Linked DNA regions of Homo sapiens: region 2 is linked to region 1. Evidence: read pairs that join two places in POLR2A ChIA-PET (ENCODE). Cell type or tissue: OCI-LY7. All regions are shown on one strand. Each heading gives the region's core, and the rest is flanking DNA. Links, peaks and the distances in the headings are about the cores only. Region 1 holds the start of MPZL2 (myelin protein zero like 2). Region 2 overlaps UBE4A (ubiquitination factor E4A).

Region 1 (5,378 bases), core at 197-5,196:
AACTCCTGCCCCTCAGAGCAAGGCTGGCAACCAGCTCATGGGTGTTTGGCTACCTGGGGGAGGGATTTCTGCTCCTGACAACAGGCAGTTTGTTCAGTTCTTCCTGCCCTGATTCTTCTCCTGTTGCTTTTCACTGCATCCCTGAGCTCTTTGGTAACTCTACCTCTCACCAGTTTTTGCAATTTGCTGTAGACTTCAAAATCCTGGCTCTACCTCTCCTTCCTCTGTAGCTGTATTTCCCTGCAAAGTTGGAAGCCAACCAAGATCAAGTTTCCTTAACTCTTTTTCTTTCAGGGTCCTGGAGCTGAACTCTTCTGACCTACATACCAGAAAGGCTGTATCTTATCCTTCCTCACCAACATCTGAAAGGTTCCCCCAGCAGACTGATTTTAGGTCCCTTTCTGAACTAGAATCTGACAAAGACGCCACACAGTTTTCAGAAACTCTCACCATGCAACAGATTTTCACTAGCACACAGCTGGTCTGCATTTGGGGCCACCTCTGCTTTCTGAGTTCCAACACAATGGATTTTTGTGGTTGTCTACCTGTTTTTGCTCCATGCCCATGTCATCTTTCTCCTGTTGCTTTCTGTTTTCTGCACTTCTGCATTCTCCTCTCTTTTGGTAGAATTTTCTCTTTTCTTCCCTCTTTATGATGTTTTATTTTTTTCTACTCAGCCTGCCGCCTTCTCTTGTTCCTGCCACCCTTTCTGCTCTGGATTCAGCTAGAAGATTTTATGAGTGACTGAAGAGTTTCTAGACTGCTAATCCAGGGATAAACGCAATCTGTCTTTTTTCAGGGTTAGATTCCCAGCCCAGCCTACTTCTTAACTGCATGTGTAATCTTCATCCCCCTCCTACCGATGTTTCTGTGCCGCTTCATTAATCTGTAAAGATGACCCACCCTCTTTCCAGACAAGGAGGCATCTTTTCTCGTTTAGATTCCTCAGCTCTTTAGACTTCTCAGTCATTTAGCTATTCAAAAAATGACAGATGAAATCCGAGGCACAACAAAGTTATCATGAAAACCTTTTCCTTGAGAGCCCCATGTCTGATTGTTCATATTAGCTGTTATTTGGTGGAAAGAACGCTAGATTTTTAAGAAAAGTTCTGGTTTTGCCACATGGTAGCTGTGCAACCTTGGGCAAATCATTTACCTTCCTCGGGTTCTTAGCGTCCTCACTGGTAGAATGGGAATGCTTCACAAGGGCGTTAATGGAGATGAAACAATCAGCAGGAGAGCACTTTGTAGATTGCACTCGGATGGCAGGGTGAATGAGCAGGGATGGTGTCCTCATTTGTTTTTAAAGTCTTCAAAGGTAAAGGATTGTTAAGCATGGAGATTTGATTTGTTGTTTCTGCCAGGTCTCCTGGAAAGCTACAAACTAGAAGAAGTGCAGGAATCCTTGTGGTAACAGGGGTATCAGCTTTTTGTCCACAGAGGGTCCTAAGGAATTCCGACTCCCGTTTTGAAATTGTATCGAATCCAGTCCCAAGTGAATGTGGCCCTGGGGTGGTGCTTTGAGAAGTGGAATCACTGCAGGACAGTTTCAACATTCACTTCCCAGGCAAGCCTAAAGCCTGTTTTAAAAGGGCGTGTGGGGGCCAAACCCATAACAGTCTGGGACATTTCAGACTGGCACCACCTCCTCTGGCTGTTTCCGAGGCCATCTAGAGGCCAGAGCCCAGTCAGATTAACTGAAAGTAAAGAGAGGACTGCGGGAGTTTGGGACCTTTGTGCAGACGTGCTCATGCTCGTTCGTGTAGAGGGCGGGAGAGAGGAAAGGAAGGAGGGCATTGGGAGCTGAGGCCCCACCTTTCATTTCAGAAAAGTGCACAGGCAGAGCGGGCTGAGTCACAGGCACAGGTGAGGAACTCAACTCAAACTCCTCTCTCTGGGAAAACGCGGTGCTTGCTCCTCCCGGAGTGGCCTTGGCAGGGTGTTGGAGCCCTCGGTCTGCCCCGTCCGGTCTCTGGGGCCAAGGCTGGGTTTCCCTCATGTATGGCAAGAGCTCTACTCGTGCGGTGCTTCTTCTCCTTGGCATACAGCTCACAGGTAAGAGCCGGCGGGCTTCTCTCAGAGTTTCCTCCTTCACTGCTCACTCTATAAAGTTAGCTAATTGTCTTAGAAGTTGCAAGACTTTTGTTTGGGAGCCTGAGCCACAGATACAGTTTGTTTTACTTTGGGTTTTACTGAAACCAAAGTTGGTGGACTGTTTTTGGAGAACTGCTCTCGGACAAACAGGTTTAGGTGTGTTCAGCTGCCAGTGATTCAGGCACAGAGAGGGCTTTCTAATCTCAGGTTACATGCCATTTTTTTGTGTGTGGCTGTTCTCAACCTCCCACTGCTGGCAGGACTTGGCATTTGGATTTCTGTGTGTGGGTCTTGTCTGTGACTCTCAGCAACACCAGGAAAGTGGAGATTGTTAGAGAGAGACCTACTGTGATTTTGAAAGTGCCCCAACACACACATTCTAAATGTAAATATCAAGTTTAAAAAAATGCCACGTGGTACAAAGGTTCTAGGGGTGCAGGCAAACATAAGCTGTCTGGAGTTGATTAATTCAGTTTCTGCAATAGACTAGTAACAGTATGAAATCCACCTAAGGACCCATCTGGAAAACTTACCTGCTAGGAGACCACTTTACATACAACACATAATGCTTAACCTTAATACATAATGTAATGTCTAATCAATGTTATGATTCATTTTAATTTTTTGTTTATGCTTTCAATTCTATTTGCGGATGTTTGTAGTTTGTTATAACAGTTTTGAAGTCAGTACCACGAGGCGAGGCTTTAATGCTGTGGAGAAAGTAAAAGCACTGCGAAGGCTTGCTGTGTGGTAGTTTAGTTGTCACATGGAATGGGAGGGTCCAGGCTGCATACAGGTAGGAGTATGTAGATTCTGGGTGAAGTAAGTTTGGGAGATGGGGCATCTCAGTTTCACTTTACTTTAAGTCCTACTCAGATATTTATTTTGGAAGTGTCAGCAGAAGTTCTCACAATACTACATCCCCTGTTAACCCTTCTTTTTCTTCTTTTTCATTGCAGCTCTTTGGCCTATAGCAGCTGTGGAAATTTATACCTCCCGGGTGCTGGAGGCTGTTAATGGGACAGATGCTCGGTTAAAATGCACTTTCTCCAGCTTTGCCCCTGTGGGTGATGCTCTAACAGTGACCTGGAATTTTCGTCCTCTAGACGGGGGACCTGAGCAGTTTGTAAGTAGATTATCATCATTTTCCAGGGTACTCTTGTTTAGGGAAATAATAAGCCAGTCCATTTCTCCTTTCCCTTCCAGTATTTTTCTTAGCAGCAAGCACAAGGTTAAGCTCGGAAACAATTCTTGGGACAGAGACTGAGAGGCCGTTGAAGGGGAAAGCAAGTGACAGAGCTGCAGACAGGACAGTTGGGTTTGCTGGTGTTTCACTTCCGCTCCCACCATCTTGGCCTCCTTGCCTGGGTGCTGAGTAAGAAGACCTTTTGCCATTTCCCCTCTCTAGGTATTCTACTACCACATAGATCCCTTCCAACCCATGAGTGGGCGGTTTAAGGACCGGGTGTCTTGGGATGGGAATCCTGAGCGGTACGATGCCTCCATCCTTCTCTGGAAACTGCAGTTCGACGACAATGGGACATACACCTGCCAGGTGAAGAACCCACCTGATGTTGATGGGGTGATAGGGGAGATCCGGCTCAGCGTCGTGCACACTGGTAGGTTATGCAGGGAACAGTGGTTTTGGAAAGGATGAGAGCTTGTAGAAAAGAAAGGGGCAATCTTTGTTAAGGCTGAGAGAGAGGGACAATCTTTTGTGATGGATAGAGAGAGGGACTAGCCCTTCAGAACTGGGAGCCTCAGAGGGAGACCGAAGAGTTCTGGGGTAAAAAGAGAAAGGCTTTGTTTGGCTGTGGAAAGAAACAGAAAGTAAAGCAAAGGAACTCAGAGAATCCGTTACAAAAATGGCATTGAGATTGTGAAAGGGAGAGGGAGCAATTCTTTGATGAAAGGCTTACAACAGGTCTGTTCACTCACTCATTTATTCGAGATACTTATTGAGTACCTACTCTAATGCTAGGCACCGTCAAAAGTGCATGACATACACTATCTCATTGAATCCCCACACCACTCTAGGAGGCAGGTACTAATGATGGGAGCTAACACTTACTGAGTACTTCCCAAATGTCAGGGGCTTTACATGACACATTTTATTTAATCTTTACATATCTCATCAGTTTATTGTGCATTTAATGCCTCCCATCTTGCCAATGAGGAAACGAGGCTCACAGAGGTTAAGTCATTTGCCCTGAGTCACGTAGCTGATAAATGGAGTAACTTAGGACTCAAACCCAATCAACTTTGAATCTAAAACTGTGCTCTAAATTGGTGCATTGTATTGTCTGCATCCCTATAAAGGACAATCTGGAAAACCATGCCAAGCAACAAAGAGCAAAGTACACGAAACTTATGAATTGTAGATCTGGGTTTGAGTCATTGCTACCATTTACCAGCTATCAATAAGTCTTATTTTCCTCATCTGTAAAGTGAGAATAACACAGTAAGGATCACAGTGAGGATAAAATGAGATAATAAATGTGAATATGTCCCAACCTCTGAATTGTACTTAACAGCTACCATACATTGAGTGTTTATTTTGTACAGGCACAGCAAGGAACAACTTACATGAATTATTTTATTTTTTATTAAGAACTCAAGAAATGAATATCATTATCTCTGTTTATACATGAGGAAACTGAGGCTCAAAGAAGTTAATTACTTCAAATCACACAGCTAAGTATTTCAACCTAGTGCTCTCTGGTGTGTGCTCTTAACCAACACTACTCCAAACATATAAGCCTGTGCAGTGGTACGATTTCCTTTCATTCATAGTACAGTTTAAAACCATTTCTCAATGCCCCACCAATAGAGGGCTGTGTGACCTTGCAGAAGTCATTTGAGTATTGAAAGAAATAATGTAATGGTTTTGGACCTCAGTTTCTTCATCTGCACAATGAAGAGGTTAAACACACAAAAAATCAGTGGTTCTTAAATATATGTGGATAATTATTCTTTGAGAATCAAATAAAAGCCATGGCCCTGCTTCCCATAAAACAGTGGAGACATACAAAATGAGACTTGGATTCTGTGGGCTTGCAGACTACCTTCCATCCTCTTCCCCATCCTCCTTCATGGAGTCAAGGCTGGGAATCCTGGGCTAGACATTCTCTAATGTCCTTTCTGGCTCTGAGGGCTTATGGAAGTATAATCAGAAATAAAGCTAAAGGACAAGAAAACCAGGGTTCACAGACTCTAGTGTGGCTTAGGGGACCTTCCCTCTGGTTTCCCTTTTCCATCATTTATCCACTAGACTGTAGCTTCTG
Region 2 (5,378 bases), core at 118-5,117, 130 kb before region 1:
ATATAAAGATAATCCATAGGGGAATGTCCCTAGTCAGCATATTAAGCTGCACAATTGAGTAGTGAGCTCAAGTTCACTTATGAAAGTGGTGTCCACCTACCAACTACACAGGGCTAAGTGGATATTTAAAATGGCTGTGGACAAGGTTGTGCTCAACTTCCTACTTTGTTAATTGAAGACCTAAGGCTGTGTTAGAAGTAGCTCTTAGAAGTCAGGTCACAAGCTCAAACAAATATTAACTATATACATTTTATAATCTCAGAATTTTGTGAAGAATGAGTATGTTAGTAAACATGGCCACATACTGCATACATCTCACTATGGAAGAGAAAATATAAAGTGGTACTCAGTTTACACTAAACCAACAAAAAAGCACATGGGGTGTATGTGTATTTATATATCTCACACACTGAGATATACTGTTGATATTAGTGTCTTAAAATGACATTTTTCATGGATATGATACCCGTTGCCTAAATCTACTTAGGCCTAGTCCTTGTAGAAACAGATTTTCATAAGAGAATAAGGGCCCAACAGTCTCCTCACCCCCATCAATTGGTAGGATTGCCCTACCAATCCTCATTAAAAAGACTGTATAACAAAATTAAGAGCTATCAACAGAAGTTGCACAAGATTCCTTTAAATTCCTTTTTTAAAAAAAATTCTCGTCTATCATCTTATTCAGAAGTCTACACAAACTTAAAGGTATCTGCTTTTATGTGAAGTTACTCTGTAACACAGAAAAGGGGTTAAGTCTAGATCATGAGGACTAGTAAATACACAGGATAACAGGATTTTTCTGATAACATCAGCTGTCACTGAAATATGTGACATCACATATTTATAAAAGCAGCACTCACCAAAAATGTTTGAACAGTAATTGGAAGAGAAATAGCAGGGTGGCGGGAAGTTTTAGTAGTTGAAATAATATAATTTCATTTAGGAAAAGGAAGAAGAATATGAAGAGACAACAGAGGGTGAAAATTAGTGATGATTTCTAAACTTGGTGATGCTATAATAAGTATAATTTCCTGCAAGCCAGGGGAGCATTGTCAAGTTCTTAGGAATCTTAACTATCATAATTTCAGCAAGAGCAGTTCTCTAATTTAGTAAAAAAAAAAAAAAAAAAGAAAAAGAAAAGAAGAAAGAAAAGGAACAGAACCAGAAAGAGAGAAACCACAAACAATTGTTTATCTGCACTCTGGGGTTGGTTTTGGTTTGGTTAGTTCACAGTATCTATTCAAGTTGCTCCTTTTGTTGTTTCCTCTCTGCAAGCCACCGTTGGATTTTTTCTTTTAGTTCTGTGTTTGGCCGGATCTGGTCCATGGTGAGGGGACTACGGTTAAAGGGATCTGTTTGGTCACTGGGACAAAGAGAGAAAGGGAAATAGGGTTATTTCCATAAGTTCTAACATTCTAAGCCAAAAACAGAACACCTGGGCGTCGCATCTTAAGAATGAAGCCAGAGTGCATTATAACTTTGAGTCAAATGCCGAGTTGGGGTTAGAAAGAGTGAGAACAAGATGATTCAGGAGTTTTTGTAGCTACTTTGTCTATTTCTTTCTTTCTTTTTTTTTTTTTTTTGGAGACAGTCTTGCCCTGTCGCCCAGGCTGGTGCAGTGGCACCCAGGATGGAGTGCAGTGGCGTTATCTCTGCTCACTGCAACCTCTGCCTCCTGGGTGAAAGCTATTCTCTGACCTCAGCCTCCCAAGTAGCTGGGATTACAGGCCTGCACCATGACACTCAGCTAATTTTTGTATTTTCAGTAGAAACAGAGTTTCACCATGTTGGCCAGGCTGCTCTCAAACTCCTGGCCTCAAGTGATCCACCAGCCTTGGCCTCCCAAAGTGCGCTGGGATTACAGGCGTGAGCCACCCACCTGGCCTCTATTTCTTAATAAACTTTGTCTCAACACTGCTGTTCAGATGATATTTAATTACAGTGGCTTAAAAAATGCTATGCTTCTGTCACCTTTAGATTTCTCTAAGGCAGAGACACTATACATTCATGTCAGTGTAAAGAACTATTTGTAATTATAGTGACAGATTCTTAGAACAGTATGAGATGTTAAGGAATAAAGCCTTGTAGACCAACATTTGATTTAGTCAGCTGATTGTTATGCAAGTACATGCAGATTATGGTTTCTTGAAACATAAGAAGGTTTATGACAGATGTCAATCTTTTGGCTTCCCAGGCCACATTGGAAGAACTGTCTTGGCCTATACATAAGTTCTTGTAATGTTTTAAGAAACGTTATGAATTTTTGTTGGGCCACATTTCGAGCGATATAGTGAATGCTTAATACCAAATACCAAGAGGTAGAAAATTCTTTTTTTTTTTTTTTTCTGAGATGGAGTCTTGTTCTGTTGCCCTGGCTGGAGTTGCAGTGGCGTGATCTTGGCTGACTGCAACCTTTGCCTCCCAGGATCAAGGGATTCTCCTGCCTCAGCCTCCCGAGTAGCTGGGACTACAGGCACGTGCTATCATGCCCAGCTAATTTTTGTATTTTTAGTAGAGATGGGGTTTCACCATGTTGACCAGGCTGGTCTTAAACTCCTGACCTCAGGGTGATCCACCTGCCTTGGCCTCCCAAAGTGCTGGGATTACAGGCGTAAGCCACTGCACCTGGCCAAAAATTCATCTTTTTAATATTTAAAAATTTCCTTAACTTTGGGTCAAAGTATACCACATGTATCTATCTGTTTATTTAGAGACGGTGTCTTGCTCTGCTGCCCAGGCAGGAGTGCAGTGCTGCCATCATAACTCAGTGCAGCCTTGAATTCCTGTGCTCAAGCGATCTGCCTCAGCCTCCTGAGTAGCTAGGACTACAGGCATGTGCCATTATACTTGGCTAATTAAAAATAATTTTTTGTAGAGATATAACTTAATTTTTTTTTTTTTTTTGAGACGAGTCTCGCTCTGTCACCCAGACTGGAGTGCGGTGGTGTGATCTTGGCTCACTGCAACCTCTGCCTCCCAGGTTCCAGTGATTCTCCTGCCTCAGCCTCCCAAATAGCTGGGATTACAACAGGCATGTGTCACCACTCCCGGCTAATTTTTGTATTTTTAGTAGAGACGGGGTTTCACCATGTTGGCCAGGCTGGTCTCGAACTCCTGATCTCAAGTGATCCACCTGCTTCAGCCTCCCAAAGTGCTGGGATTACAGACGTGAGCCACTGTGCCTGGCTCGATATAACTTAATTTTAAATATGGAGAGGCCAAACAAGGTGGCTATGCCTGTAATCCCAGCACTTTGGGAGGCTGATGTGAGTGGACTGCTTGAGCCCAGGAGTTTGAGACTGGCCTGGGTAACATGGAGAGACCCCTTCTCTACAAAAAATACAAAAATAAATAAGCCAGGAACAGTGGTGCATGGCCTGTGGTCCCAGTTACTTGGTGAGGCTGAGATGGGAGGGTTGCTTGAGCCTGGGAGGGTGAGGCCACAGTAAGCTGAGATCATGCCACTGCACTCCAGCCTGGTGACAGAGCAAGACCCTGTCTCAAAAAAATAGATAAATAAATATATAAATAGGCAGAGTCTCTCAGTACTCATTTCTTTCTAATGCCGGACTAAAAAAAGTTAAGGGGCCCATTAAGCAGCTAATAAGCTACCATTTATTGCTTCATTCCTGTCTTTTCTATAGTTATAATGGGGCAGACTGTCCGAAGAATAGGCAGGCTGGGGAAAGTTCATGGTTACCACAGCTGATACAACAACAGCAACAGAACGTGAGTTAATCCACATGGTGAATATAGTGTAAAACCTGAATTAGAAAAAGCAGGCTGGGTGAGGTGGCTCATGCCTATAATCCCAGCACTTTGGGAGGCTGAGGTGGGAGGATCACTTGAAATCAGGAGTTTAAGACCAGCCTGGCCAATATGGTGAAACCTCATCTCTATTACAAATACAAAAATTAGCCAGATGTGGTGGTGCTCACCTGTAGTCTCAGCTATTCGGGAGGCTGAGGCTGAAGAATCACTTGATCCTGGGAGGCGGAGCTTGCAGTGAGCTGAGATCGCGCCACTGCACTCTAGCCTTGGTGACAGAGCGAGACTCTGTCGCAAAAATAAAAAAACAGGCCAGGCACAGTGGCTCACACCCGTAATCCCAGTACTTTGGGAGGCTGAGGCGGTTGGATCGCTTGAACCCAGGAGTTCAAGACCAGCCTGGGCAACATGGTGAAACCCTGTCTCTACAAAAAATACAAAAATTAGTTGGGCGTGTTAGTGCATGCCTGTAGTCCCAGTTACTCCAGAGGCTGAGGTAGGAGGATCACCTGAGCCCAGGCTGGAGTGCAGTGGTGCGATCTCGGCTCATTGCAACCTCTGCCTCCTGGGTTCAAGCAATTCTTCTGCCTCAGCCTCCTGAGTAGCTCAGACTACATGTGCGCACCACCATGCCCCTCTAATTTTTTGTATTTTAGTAGAGACGGGGTTTTACCATGTTGGCCAGGCTGGTCTCAAACTCCTGACCTCAAGTGATCCACCTGCCTCGGCCTCCCAAAGTGCTGGGATTACAGGCATGAGCCACTGCACCCGGCCAGAAATTATTTTCTTAAGGCAGGAAGAGGTGAGGTTAGAGTTAGCATTTCTCAACAGAATGTTTTGTTTTGAAATGTTTATATCCTAGCAATTGAAACCAAAATGTCTTCCAACATATCAGTAAATCAATAATATGTGGTATGTGTTGGGTGCAAAGTACTGTCTTAGGTGCCTGGGAGAAAAAGATAGCAAACTAATATATATATATGCTCTTGAGTCTGTTTTTGGGACTGGCCTACCTGAGCAAATGTCTTGCAATGGTGGATCTATCCACAGTGACTCTGGAAGATGGCAGCACCACAGGGTCACACATCAGTGTGCTCATAATGGGATCCAGGAACTCATCACAGGCATCTGCATAGGTTTCCTCTTCCTGTTGTTGGAGGTCTGCAAGAGACTGAGTATACAACATCTGGTAGTTAAAGTGAATTCACAGTGTAGCTGAATTCAGCGTGCTCAATGACAGAGCAAGACTCCATCTCAAAAATAAAAAAACAGGTCATTAATAACCCTTGACAGTGACAGTGACACACGTGAGCTTCATTTTCTCAAAAACAAGCCAAGATATTCTAAGAACAAATTAAGCATTGAGCCCCAACTCTGGACCTTTAGGTTGGCTCAGCTGCTGGCAGTCATACTGGAAATGGGTTTAAATGTTAGGAGGAAAAGAAATACATCAGATATAACATCCATCTGGCAACAGTTCTGTTGTAAATGCCATAATTCAAAAGTGGATGGAGAAGGGAGAATGGAGGAGGGTATTATTTGCATAATTAGAGTCACTCATGCAGCCTGCGTATGAAAAGCAGTTTTTGATTTTTGATACAAACAGGTAT

The links. ChIA-PET counts read pairs that join two places held together with the same protein. Peaks named below come from ENCODE experiments on the same cell type or tissue, not always from the same donor. Only the 100,000 strongest peaks of a DNase experiment are listed, where the experiment ranks them.
Region 2: POLR2A ChIA-PET joins it to region 1 with 10 read pairs; 5 of 35 experiments call an interaction of 5 or more read pairs at or near these places.

Annotation. Positions count from the first base shown.
Region 1 is chr11:118,260,773-118,266,150 of GRCh38, reverse strand. MPZL2 (myelin protein zero like 2) reads left to right here and starts at 1,854. Exons shown (of 6, transcript NM_005797.4): 1 at 1,854-2,055; 2 at 3,054-3,220; 3 at 3,503-3,713. The coding sequence starts at 1,998. RefSeq lists an enhancer at 2,053-2,102. In OCI-LY7, for the core only: CTCF peaks have their summits at 1,703 (motif pointing left) and 4,943 (motif pointing right); no DNase peak of the experiment used is centred there.
Region 2 is chr11:118,392,299-118,397,676 of GRCh38, reverse strand. It overlaps UBE4A (ubiquitination factor E4A), which reads right to left. Exons shown (of 20, transcript NM_001204077.2): 19 at 4,782-4,939; 20 at 1-1,363. The coding sequence ends at 1,237. All of the region lies in intron 3 of LOC100131626 (a long non-coding RNA gene), which reads left to right. Among named protein-coding and RNA genes, the nearest start is that of ATP5MG, 6.6 kb to the left of the region's middle. In OCI-LY7, for the core only: no CTCF peak of the experiment used is centred there; no DNase peak of the experiment used is centred there.